4 separate regions of the Homo sapiens genome follow, and all the other regions are linked to region 4. Evidence: chromatin contacts called from ENCODE Hi-C data. All regions are on one chromosome and are shown on one strand. The core of a region is the stretch at or near the end of the contact, and the rest is flanking DNA. Distances in the headings are between cores, read along the strand shown.

The links. A loop is a pair of places that touch in the nucleus more often than their neighbours do. Pooled maps may share reads with other maps.
Region 1: a pooled map shows a loop between it and region 4 (16-fold over the local background). The contact joins the promoter of NLK here to the promoter of USP22 in region 4. A Hi-C loop is called at or near these places in 2 of 37 single-sample maps with no recorded cell type and 7 of 50 pooled maps.
Region 2: a loop to region 4 is called in a pooled map, with 4 times the contacts of the local background. The contact joins the promoter of KSR1 here to the promoter of USP22 in region 4. A Hi-C loop is called at or near these places in 1 of 168 maps with a recorded cell type or tissue (CD8-positive, alpha-beta T cell), 1 of 37 single-sample maps with no recorded cell type and 3 of 50 pooled maps.
Region 3: a loop to region 4 is called in a pooled map, with 13 times the contacts of the local background. The contact joins the promoter of ELAC2 here to the promoter of USP22 in region 4. A Hi-C loop is called at or near these places in 6 of 50 pooled maps.

What each region holds. Positions count from the first base shown.
Region 1 is chr17:28,041,295-28,043,994 of GRCh38, reverse strand. It overlaps NLK (nemo like kinase), which reads right to left and starts at 1,318. Exons shown (of 11, transcript NM_016231.5): 1 at 664-1,318. The coding sequence starts at 1,121. LOC105371709 (a long non-coding RNA gene) reads left to right here and starts at 2,275. Exons shown (of 3, transcript XR_934637.4): 1 at 2,275-2,398; 2 at 2,591-2,700. It overlaps LOC102724517 (a long non-coding RNA gene), which reads right to left and starts at 657. Exons shown (of 2, transcript XR_001752820.2): 1 at 1-657. RefSeq lists silencers at 1,931-2,160, 2,181-2,410 and an enhancer at 2,578-2,700.
Region 2 is chr17:27,454,799-27,457,715 of GRCh38, reverse strand. It overlaps KSR1 (kinase suppressor of ras 1), which reads right to left and starts at 1,268. Exons shown (of 21, transcript NM_001394583.1): 1 at 842-1,268. The coding sequence starts at 1,072. RefSeq lists silencers at 409-458, 979-1,738 and an enhancer at 1,102-1,603.
Region 3 is chr17:13,016,752-13,019,451 of GRCh38, reverse strand. It overlaps ELAC2 (elaC ribonuclease Z 2), which reads left to right and starts at 1,425. Exons shown (of 24, transcript NM_018127.7): 1 at 1,425-1,749; 2 at 2,331-2,381; 3 at 2,520-2,590. The coding sequence starts at 1,505. RefSeq lists a silencer at 1,308-1,387 and enhancers at 1,908-1,967, 1,988-2,097, 1,609-2,109.
Region 4 is chr17:21,041,603-21,044,302 of GRCh38, reverse strand. It overlaps USP22 (ubiquitin specific peptidase 22), which reads left to right and starts at 1,292. Exons shown (of 13, transcript NM_015276.2): 1 at 1,292-1,638. The coding sequence starts at 1,468. RefSeq lists enhancers at 1-521, 522-1,471 and a silencer at 1,007-1,606.

The sequences.
Region 1 (2,700 bases), core at 69-2,568, 7.0 Mb before region 4:
TGGGCCACTGCATAGCTAGTCTACTAACCTCATTTGTGGTACTCATGTGTGATGCTATATTTAATGCATTCTTATCAAAAGGCTACAGCTACATACTTCTCAACTGTAGCTTTATGGTTTAAAATAAACCACTCAAGCAATGATCTTAACTGGTTCAACTATGAATCCTATCTTTCTTCTGGAGATCAAGATCACAAAATAAGTGAAAAGACAGAAAGGACAGGAAAGTAGTTATGCAAAGTATATCCTAATGACAAGAGTATTATAAAGGAATTCAGTCTGGATCAGGTGCTAACACTTAATGCCACAGGGCCACTGAATCAAACACACGAGATGACCAAGGTCTTCGTAGGAATTAGTATTGCATACATTCATCTACTGATCCTGTGTTCAGTGGCTTGCTTAGGTTCTAATAGAAAAGTTTGGTAGACAGCACACTTATGTGTGTTGCTCATGAGAAGGCGCTCCACCAAAACTTGCCATGAGCCTAGACAGCCAATGCATTAGGCCTCTTTACCACATAAGTGAGGGTGGCTTCCTACAGTTGGGTTGAGAAGCTTGCTGCACCTTGGTCAACATGGAGACAACCATTAGAGATGGACTCATCCAATGACAACCAACAGAAGAAACCATGAGAGGTTGTGTTTTTCTTTGGATACTCACCAGACAACACCAAAGGCTCCATATCCAATAGGTCTATCCGGCTCAATATCCAGCTGCTGCTGTGGATGATGCGAGTGCTGATGATGGTGCGCCTTAACTGTAGCAGCTGCGGCAGCCTGTACCTGAGCTGGGGCTGCTGCAGCTGGTCCAGGAGCCTGCCCCGGTGCCGGTGATGGGAAATATGGCTGTTGTTGCCCAGGGTTTAACATGGCTGCAGCTGCAGCCGCTGCTGCGGCTGCCGCAGCTGCCGAAGAGGTGTGCTGCTGTACAGGGTGTACAGCGGCAGCCGACCCCGGATGAAGATGGTGTTGAGGGTGGTGGTGGTGGTGCAGGTGAGGAGGAGGGAGGTGTGGAAGGTGGTGGTGATGGTGGTGGTGGTGACCTGCTGCTGCTGCAGATGTACCGCCATTGTAAGCCGCCATCATTTTTGCGTTGGCTCTTGCGCCACAAAGAGACATTCAAAATAAATGCCCTTTGATTGGAAAGCAAACTGGGTCAAGCTGTCATTTGGCCATTTAAAAATGAAGAAAAACCACTCACTCCACCTCAAAAAACATAGAGCTTTATGTCTTCATCAGTCAATCCAAACAAGTTAGAGGATCTTGGTGTTTAATTTTGGGGTGAGCGTGTGTGGAAGGGTGTGGGTTGCCAAAAGGAAAAAAAAGGGAAAAAAGAAAAGAAAAAGGAAAAAAGGACCCCTTCCCCCCAGGATTCCTGCCACAAGTGGGTACTAAAACTCCATTCTTAATTTGGGGGAGGTTCCAACTTTGAATGTGGGAATAAAGGCCAAACCTCCCGACCCCCTGAACTCCACACACGAAAAGGATCAGGTAACACACCACCCTTGGAATCTTGAAAGAGGGTTGACTCATCTACCCCTTCCATTCCCACATCCTTTTCTAAACACCTACCACCTCCTCAAAAACAGGATTAAAAAAAATTCCCACCACCCTAAATGGAGAAGATGGGGGGAAATTTTCTGGGAAACCAGCTTCCAGCTTCCCCCCCCCCGAACTCTCAGGCCTTCCTACATCTCCCCCTACTCCTAGTCAGGTTGACCTGATTGGGGAGGGGGGGCGGGGGTTCCAAACTTTCCTGGGCAGAATAAGCCAGGGAAGGAGGCTGGAGTGAGGAGAGGAGGCGACAGCAGGACAGAGAGGAGAAAGAGAGCCGGGGCAAAAGTGAAGGGAAGGAGGTGCAGGGAGGAATGAAAGATGTGGGCAGCGCTCGGACGCCCAGACGGAGGGAACCGCCCCGGGAGAAGGTTAGGGTCCCGGGGCCAAAGAACAGGAGCCCCGGGAGGCGGGCGGGGTACGGTCGGAAGCGGGCTGACTCCTGCCCCCGCCGCCGGCTGCTTCTGCTGAGGAGGGTTGGGGGGGAGAGCGGGTGGGTCCCCCGCGCAACGGCCCCGCAGGGCTCAAGGCTGCTCCGTCTCCCCCCCTCCCCCCCACCCGGCTTCCGTCCCCGCGGCCGCTTTCTCCTCAGCCGCCGCGGCCGCCTTCTCCTCAGCCGCCGCCTCCTCAGCCGCCGGTTCCGCCGCGGCCGGACTCACCTCCCCTAGCAAAGCCGGATAGAGCGGAGCCAGCGTCGGACACGCGCAACCAGCCGCCGAGGCCCCGCCCCCGCCTTGCACGGACCGGCTGCCCTAGCCAATCCACGCCCACCTGTCCGCCACCGCCTCCAATCCTGGGCCAGGAGCTTCAGACAGGCGCACTGTTCGGCCAGTGGCAACAAGGTGTGGGTCTTCCGGGGAAATCCCGCCCCCGATCCGGGATGGGCAGATAGAAAGACCAATCAAAGGCAGAGTTTGGCTTGACCGACAAGGCTTAAAGCCAATTAAAAAGCAAAGATCTTTGTGACATTTTTCTTTCGCCTCTCTCCTCTTTTCTTCTTCTTCTTTTATTATTTATTTTTTTTTTTTTGGCAGGAGCAGGAAGCTGCGTGGTAATCCCGCCTGCAAAAGCTGGAAGAGAGGGGCGGAACGAAAGAACCAATCATGAGCCAGAGACAAAGAACAGAGTAACCAATCCTTGGGTT
Region 2 (2,917 bases), core at 19-2,518, 6.4 Mb before region 4:
TATGGACAGGGTGCCCCAACAACCCTCGGGCTGGTTTTTCCAAATCCTTCAGATACTTCCCCAGCTATAATTTGAGAGAGGAAGGCCCGCATATCTTATTTCTTCTTTACACTCCAGACTGTCTCCATCAGAACCCTTTAAACAGTTTCATCTTCCCACCAAAGGCTTGCTTCCCAGCATAATCCTTCCTAAGCCTAAATCCAATCTTTGGGGGGAAGCAGGGGGAGTCAGCGGGTAATTATTAATACATTTTAAGCAGCGAGCCTCCGTGGCAACGTGAAAGGAAAGCACCAAACGCCTGAATAACAAAAATGCAGTTTCAGCAACACTTTTTGAAAAGGCGGCAGACAAGACCTGAGAGGAGAGGAAAGGAAGGGACAGGACGGCGTCTGGGGCGTGAGGGGAACAGGGGACGGCAGGCCTGCGATCACGCTTCAGGGGAACCTCCTCCGTCACCCTGGCCCACGGGTGCTCGGCTCAGTCACACGGGGAAAAGTCCAGCTTGTGACTCGGTGGGACAACGAGTCCTGCGGCCCCGCAAACTGGAAATGGGGTGGGGGCGGAGAAGGGGGGAAAGGGGATGTCCGCGCGCAGCCCACCCCGCACGGGCCCCTCGAGCCTCCATCCCAGTTCCCACGACGCACCCGCCCCACAAATCCTGCCCAAGATGAGGGCTGGTCCCGGGTCCTCCGGCTGCCGCATCAGCGAGTGCAGGAGGGAGGGGAAGCCTCCAAGGGGGGCGACGCGGGCTCAAGGATGCAACTCGGCCAGGAGTACTGGGGCCCGGAGGGAGGTGTCCGGGCCCGCTCCTCGAGCCCAGCCTGGTCCCCGACCCACTTACCTCCAGGGTCCGTATCTCCTGCTGGGTGAGGTCGTTGGACACAGCGCACTTGGTGCGCAGCCCGCGCAGGCTGCCGATGGAGATGTCGATGAGCTTCTGGAGCTGCCCGCACTGCTGCAGCGCCCGGCTGGCCGCGGCCCCTGCGCCTCCCTCCGCGGCCGCCGCATCCCCCCCGCCACCGCCCTCCTTCTTCTCTCCCATCGCCGCCGCGCGCAGCGCTGCTCTATCCATGCCTCGGCATCGGGGCCGCGGCGGCCGAGGCTGGGAGCCCGGGGCGCGGGCGCCTCGGCAAGGAACCCCCGAGCCAGGAGAGCTGGACCAGGAGCGCCCCTCGGCGCTGCCCGAGCCGGGACGCCGGTAGAGCCGGCCGCTGAGTCTGCCGCTTCCACCCTCCCAGCCGCGGCAGCAAAGCGAAAGCCGCGGCGACCCGACGGCTGCGGCTCCCGGAGCCTTTAAGCGGCGGCGGGGGCTGGGTCAGGGCGGCCGGGCATGCTGGGACTTGTAGTCCACGCCGCGCACCTGCCGCCGGCCTCCGCCCTCGGGGCCCCGGACCGCGCCCGCGCCGCCCTCCCTGCCCTCCTCTCCCCTCCCCTCCCGGCGGCCGCGGCGAGGCAGGCGGTGAGGGCCGGCCCCAACCGGGAGCCCCGGGTGGAGCTGCTCCGCGCCAGCTCCTCCCCCAGGCGCCGAGAGTCGGGGGAGCAGCGTCTCCCCGTCCGCCTCCGTCCCCCACCCGGCCTAGGAGCTTCCCGCGACCCCCGGATGGGGCGGCGCCCCCTGGACGCCCGGCGGGTGTGCGTCCCGCAGTTCCTCAGCTGCAGCCCAGCCCTGGAAGATGGGGACCAGGGAGGTTCCAGGATTTGTATGTGGGTTTAGGGGCTGCCATCTAGTGGGAAGGGGCTTACAGCACTTCTGTAGCTGGCTCACAAAGCGCTCTACTCTGGACTGCCTGCGCCAAAACGATTGCTCAGGCTTGGAGAAAGACGAAGAGCTTTCTTCTGAACCACATTTACCTGCCAAAATAAGTGTCCCATTCCCCCGCCATTCCCAGCCCACCAAGCCAGCCCAGACACGGGGGACAGCACACTGAATTGTCGGTGGCTTCGGAGCAAGTGGCCAGGATTCAAATTCTGACTCCACCACGGTCTAGGGTGAGACTTTGGGCACGTTCGATTTCCAGTGAATGCCCGACTCTCCTCATCAAATAACTCTTTAATAGGGTTCCTATGAAGAATCAGTTAATACATGTACAGCACCTAGATTGATTACTGGCACATGTGGTCGCTGGATAAATGTTAGCAATTCTTACTATCTAACCTCAGATCTGAATGTGGCCCTGGACCCAGGTAGTGGCCATGGAGCAGTACAGTACTGCCAAGGACTGGTAGTCCTTTGTCCTCTGTGCATTTCTGTGCCTCCTAACCCAGCAATCAAGCCTTGCCCATCTGTTCACCCTCCTCTCCCATTAGTTCACCCCATGCGTTCTATTATCTGGCAAAACTGAAAAACCAAGTCTCTGATCAAAGCTCCCACACCTTCATGCTTTCGACATCTGTCAACCAGAAAAAATGTCTCCCCTCTCAATTTTCTCTTGTAAGCTGCTTGATTGCAGAAGCCACTAGCTATTGTACCCTCTTTATAGTGCCAGATACAGTGCATGGCACACAAGAAAGGCTCCAGCGTGCCTCAGGAGCTCTTTCAGCAGGTCCTATGGGATGTTTCTTTTACCTCTCAGGCCAGCCGAGGGTGTGTGTGTGTGTGTAGATAGACAGTTGTTTTTTTGGTTTTGTTTTTGTGTTTGAGGATGAGAATTGGACAGGAGGTGGGATCCAAACCTTGTAGACACTAAAACAATCAATAATGGATGGCAGTTTGTATTACACCTTCCTTTAATGTTTATATTACACCAGCCTTCGAAATAAATTAAGGGCTGGGCACCGTGGCTCATGCCTGTAATGCCAGCACTTTTGAGAGGCCAAGGGGGAAGGATCACTTAAAGCCAGGAGTTCGAGACCAGCCTGGGCAATGTGACAAGACCCTGTCTCTAAAAAAAATAATAAATTTTTAAAAATCAGGTCT
Region 3 (2,700 bases), core at 176-2,675, 8.0 Mb after region 4:
AACGTTTTCACACCGTGGGTGATAATCTTCCATAAAAAATTTCATATTTGAATGAAAACAGCTCAAGAAATACACTAATGAGCAAAAATATATGGGGAAAGAGGAACGTGTAGTTTTGACTTAACTGAAGAAACCAAGAGGAAACTGGTCTCCATATGAAAATGTGATCCTGGAAAGTCAGGTGTCAAGATTTTCGAGTAGGAATCTACATGACTTGAATCTCCCTTACTTCCTGAATAAAAGTGACATCTTTCAGTATTTATTTAAAAAAATCATATGTCAGTGGAGCTTCCAGGTAAATTATCTTTAAAAAATCATATTTGAGTGGAGCTTCCAGGTAAATTATCTTCCTCTTTTAAGGGAGCTCCCTGTATTTCTAGCGGCTTTAACTGATATCCCTTTCAGTGAGAAATCCTCATTAGCTACATAAGAGGGGACTGGGTGTTTTTTTCAAAAAGCTGGTATTGGGACATCTACCTCTGTGATGTCCCTGGTCAGCTATATTGTCTAGGAGTTGAAACATTTTGTATTAATTTTCTATCATTTACTGGGTGCCTCTTCTGTGACAGTGCCACTCAAAGGTCTATTGATATATTATCAGGTGACTGAATTCTATATTCTGAAGTAGGAGATACTGTTATTGCTGTTATTACATTTTACACATAAGAAAGCTGAGGCTCTGAGAGGTCAAGATCACGCAGCTAACAAATGAGCCAAGACTCTTGCTTTAGAGCTTGTCCTCTATTCTTGCTTTTCTTTCCAAAAAACACTACAATTTTTGTTTTGTTTTGTTTTGTTTTGAGACAGGGTCTCGAGGTGTCACCCAGGCTGGAGTGCAGTGGCGCGATTTCGACTCACCGCAACCTCCGCCTCCGCGCTTAAGCGATTCTCCTGCCTCAGCCTCCCAAGTAGCTGGGACTACAAGCTCGGGACACCACGTAAAAATGATCAAGTTCTAACATGTATGCATACGAATTACAATGGAAATAAAATTAGCAAAGCGCTTATGCTAATGCTCAATACAATTGATTTCCTCACATTTAATCCTCACAACCACTACAACCACCTCTAACTCAAGCTCTGAGGGACTGACGTGCCCGGAGGACACAGCTCTTATCTGGTGAGAACAGGAGCGTTTTAGCGAAACTCCAAACTCCTAGGTCCCGCCTTCCCCAGGAAGGCTTTTCCTGGCACTGTGCTTCCGGAAGTCCCGCCCCAGGAGAAAAACAGCTTCCGGAAAAAATTGCGGCCGGCAAACCGGAACAGAACTAGGGGCGGGGCCGCTTGAGACGCTCTAGTATTCCTCTACTCTATGGCCACTGTCAATTGACAAGTCCCGAGCGGTAAAGCTCCTTTCTATTGGATGAGCAGCCTCGCGTAGGCGGGAAGCTCGGTGCACGGCGCGCTGATTGGCTGGATCCGCCATGCGGAGCGGCTAGGTGGTGCACGGGAAACGCGGGCGTAGGTGACCGGCGGCTTTCTCAGTTTTGGTGGAGACGGGCGCATGTGGGCGCTTTGCTCGCTGCTGCGGTCCGCGGCCGGACGCACCATGTCGCAGGGACGCACCATATCGCAGGCACCCGCCCGCCGCGAGCGGCCGCGCAAGGACCCGCTGCGGCACCTGCGCACGCGAGAGAAGCGCGGACCGTCGGGGTGCTCCGGCGGCCCAAACACCGTGTACCTGCAGGTGGTGGCAGCGGGTAGCCGGGACTCGGGCGCCGCGCTCTACGTCTTCTCCGAGTTCAACCGGTCAGTCAACGAGCCACGCCCCGTCCCGCTGGGCCCTCAGTGCGGCGCAGCCTCTGAGCATCGGGGCACCTCCCAGGGCTTCGGCTTCCCTGCTTCACACATGTGGTTCACTGTTGCGGGGGTTCGTGGAGTTATGGTGGGTGGGAAATCCGAGATTCTTTGCATCCATGTGATTTCTGCGGATCTGTGAAGAACTTCAGGCCTGGGTCTGAGCGTCCTTTTCCCAACCCTTGGGCCCCGGCCTGGCTGTCAGCACTTTCGGAGCTCCACCCTCTTCCGTGCACCCCAAGGCCAGTGTGTCGTTGTTAGCGTGTGGGGTGGACAGATCTGGTGTGTAGCCGGTGGTGGAGAAAGGACTCATTTTGTCCTAGCACCCACACACACAGGCCCCCACTCCTCTCCACCTCTGCTAAGGAGGGCTCAAAACCCACCAGCATAAATGTGGCTCGGTAGTCCAACGTGGACTTTTAATTTTTTTTTCTTTTTTTTTTTTCCAGAGTCTACAATAAAACATCTAATTGGTGTCAGAGAGTTTACAGAATAAAACCTTCTGAATGTCTTGTGTAATGTTTGTCTTGTAGGTATCTCTTCAACTGTGGAGAAGGCGTTCAGAGACTCATGCAGGAGCACAAGTGAGTCAGTCTCTTGCTTTCGGAGGGGGAGTTGATTACGGGGCTTGAAAGCCGAAATGAGAGGCCAGTTGTTTTTTATAGCAAAAGTGGTCCTTGTTCTGTTCATGTTATCCTGTTTAAATGTTTTTTCATTCTTAGGTTAAAGGTTGCTCGCCTGGACAACATATTCCTGACACGAATGCACTGGTCTAATGTTGGGGGCTTAAGTGGTGAGTATATTCTTTGCAGTGTCAGAGGCTGGTGGGAAGTCTCTGGGATTTTAACCGGCTTTACCATTTTTCCAAGTCTGGGGTGGGCAGCTACTTTTTTTTTTTTTTTT
Region 4 (2,700 bases), core at 43-2,542:
TCGTCAGTCCATTAAACCCTGTAGCTTTAAGTGTTGTGAGATCACAATCTTTATTTTTTAACTTGTGATGGTTCTGGACGGCAATTGCTGTTTCCTGCAATCTGTGGATGAATGAATGAGCAAAGCAGTTAGCAGCGGGATGAGTACAGGGGAGCAGCTCCACACCTGACACCTTATCCAAGTTCCCCCAGACCCTTGGCGCCCTGGTTCCCCCAGAACTTCGTTTGCATTCGTCTTTAAATGTCTTCTCAGTTTGCCTTGGGTCAGTTATTTGTATACCGATTAGACCTGTGCCGCCCACTGCGGTAGCAGCTAGTAGGAATTGGATGTGCTTTAAGTGTAAATACCAGATTTCCAAGACTTGCTGCAAAAACTGTAAAACATTCCACTAACGATTTTGCAATACTGCCTACATGCTGAAATAATTTGACTTTATTGGGTTGAGATATATTACTGTAACTTTCTTTTTTCATTAGAAAAATGTAGCCACTAGCAAATGTGAAGTGTCAGGCGTGTGGCGCGCAGATGCCTCTTTAAACTGGATGGCGCCGGGTTGGCCCTCACTATCAGCGGGCTCCCGACAGGAGGCGCCCCAGCTTGCGGCCGGGGGCAGCGCCTACCAGGCAGTTGGCAGGCAGTTCCAGCCCCGGGCCACGGCACTGCAGGGCCCGAGCCAGGTTACGGCAACCGGGGGCCCTGCAAACAGCTCCCGATTAGGGGGTGCTTTTGGGTGGGAAAGCGCAGGCCCTGGATGGAGGCCCGACCTGCGGCGCTCCAGCTCATCGCCCCGCCTCTTTGCGGCAGAGCTCAGGCCGGCGCAAACCGGTTCAGTGCTAGGACTGACGTCTCGCGCCGCCCAACCGCAGCACGCCCCCGCCTCCCCAGTCCTCTGGAAGAGACAGGGAACGTCTAGCCGCCAGGGTCCCGGGAGGCGGCTCTGTACCAGACGGACTATACTGAGAGCCTATGACAATAGCCGAAGGTGCCGGGGGGGGGGGGGGGGTGGCCTACTACCAATAAAGGAAGGGGAGGGGCGGGCCCTCGTTAGCTTCCCCCCCCTACCACGCTTCCTCGGGCGCGGGTCTACCCAGAGCCTAACGGGCGCGCGAGTGTGGGGGAAGGGCCTGGCGCGGGCTGGAGACTGCGCAGTGCGGTGCCGGCCGGGAGGGGGGGGGGGGGTGACGTAATCTCCGTCCGCGGCCGCGGCGCCCCGCCCCGCGACACCCTCCGCGAACCGCGAGAGCGCAGCGCAGGCGGTCCGCAGCAGCCGCAGCTCGGGGGCGGTGCCTGCCTTGCAGCCTCCCCTCGGCGATCGCGCAGCCCCATCTTTGTCCGGCCTCCGCGCTTTGTTCTCGGCGCCCGGGCCTTGGCCAGCCTGGCCAGCCGCCGAGCAGCCCCCACGCCGCGCTGGCGTCGTCCTCGCCTCCCTCGCCGCCGCCCCCCGCGCGCGGCCGGGCCTTGCCCCCCATGGTGTCCCGGCCAGAGCCCGAGGGCGAGGCCATGGACGCCGAGCTGGCGGTAGCGCCGCCGGGCTGCTCGCACCTGGGCAGCTTCAAGGTGGACAACTGGAAGCAGAACCTGCGGGCCATCTACCAGTGCTTCGTGTGGAGCGGCACGGCTGAGGCCCGCAAGCGCAAGGTGCGCCCGGCAGCCCACCGCGCGGCGGGCTCGGGGCCTTCTGCCGCTCCTGAGGCCGGCCGGCGGAGGGGCCCTTTTCCTGCCCTCTTCCCTTCCCCCGTTGCCTTTCCCTGTCCTTCCTCTTCCTCTCTCCTTCTGCCCTCTCTTCTCTTTACCCCTTCCCCCTCCTTTCCTTCCCCCCTCAACTCTCTCCCTTCCCTTATCTCCTCATCTTCCTATCCTTCCCCTCTCCCCCCTTCCCCCATTCTTCCTTTCCCTCCCCCTCCTCTCTGTCCCCTCCCCCTCCTCTCTGTCCCCTCCCCCTCCTTTCTCTCCGCCCTCCCCCTCCCTTATCCTTCTTGGCCCGGGAGGGGCGAGTGCTTCCGGGCCGGGGGTGGTGTTCTCCTGCCCTGCTGCCTGGGGAGCCTGGGACTTCGGTGGGCGGTCCCGGGCGTTCCTGCGCGAGGTCCTTGCGGGGAACTCTCCTGGTTCTGGAGGGTTCGGGGCTGGATGCGGGTGCAGAGAAAGAAATATTTCAAAAAAATGAGTAAAGGATGGGGGGCTGTCGAGTTCTGGGCGTTGGTCTGCAGCGGTCACCCGCCGCCAGGAGCGACCTTGGACGGGAGCTGGGGCAGGAGGCGGGCTGGGGGGCGCGGGGCCGGAGCTTCGCGGCTGCCTCGGGGCCCGCGAGGAGCTGGAGGTGGAGGGCGGCAGGGGCTGGGGCCGGGGCGAGCCTGTGGGTGCGGAGCCACAGCCCGGGTTTGCGTTGCGGCTGAGGAGTAGACTTGGAAGCGCGCCGTGGGCTGTGGGAGGCCTTAACCAGGAGTGAGTCCCCTCGGGGAGCCCAGTCTTGCGTCCCGCAGTTAGGCTTGGTAAGGGTTTGGAAATCAAAACGTAACGTGATTCTTCTATGTGAATAAAGTTTATTTTTACAGTTTCACGCGCTTTTGTAGATTACAATCCGAGATTGGGAGTTGTGAGGGCAGTTTCCACCTTGAGTGGCATTTTTTTATTTATGGGAATACCAACAGGCTCGCTGAGATTGTAGGGTATGTTAAGCAGTAATTCAAAAAAAAAATTATT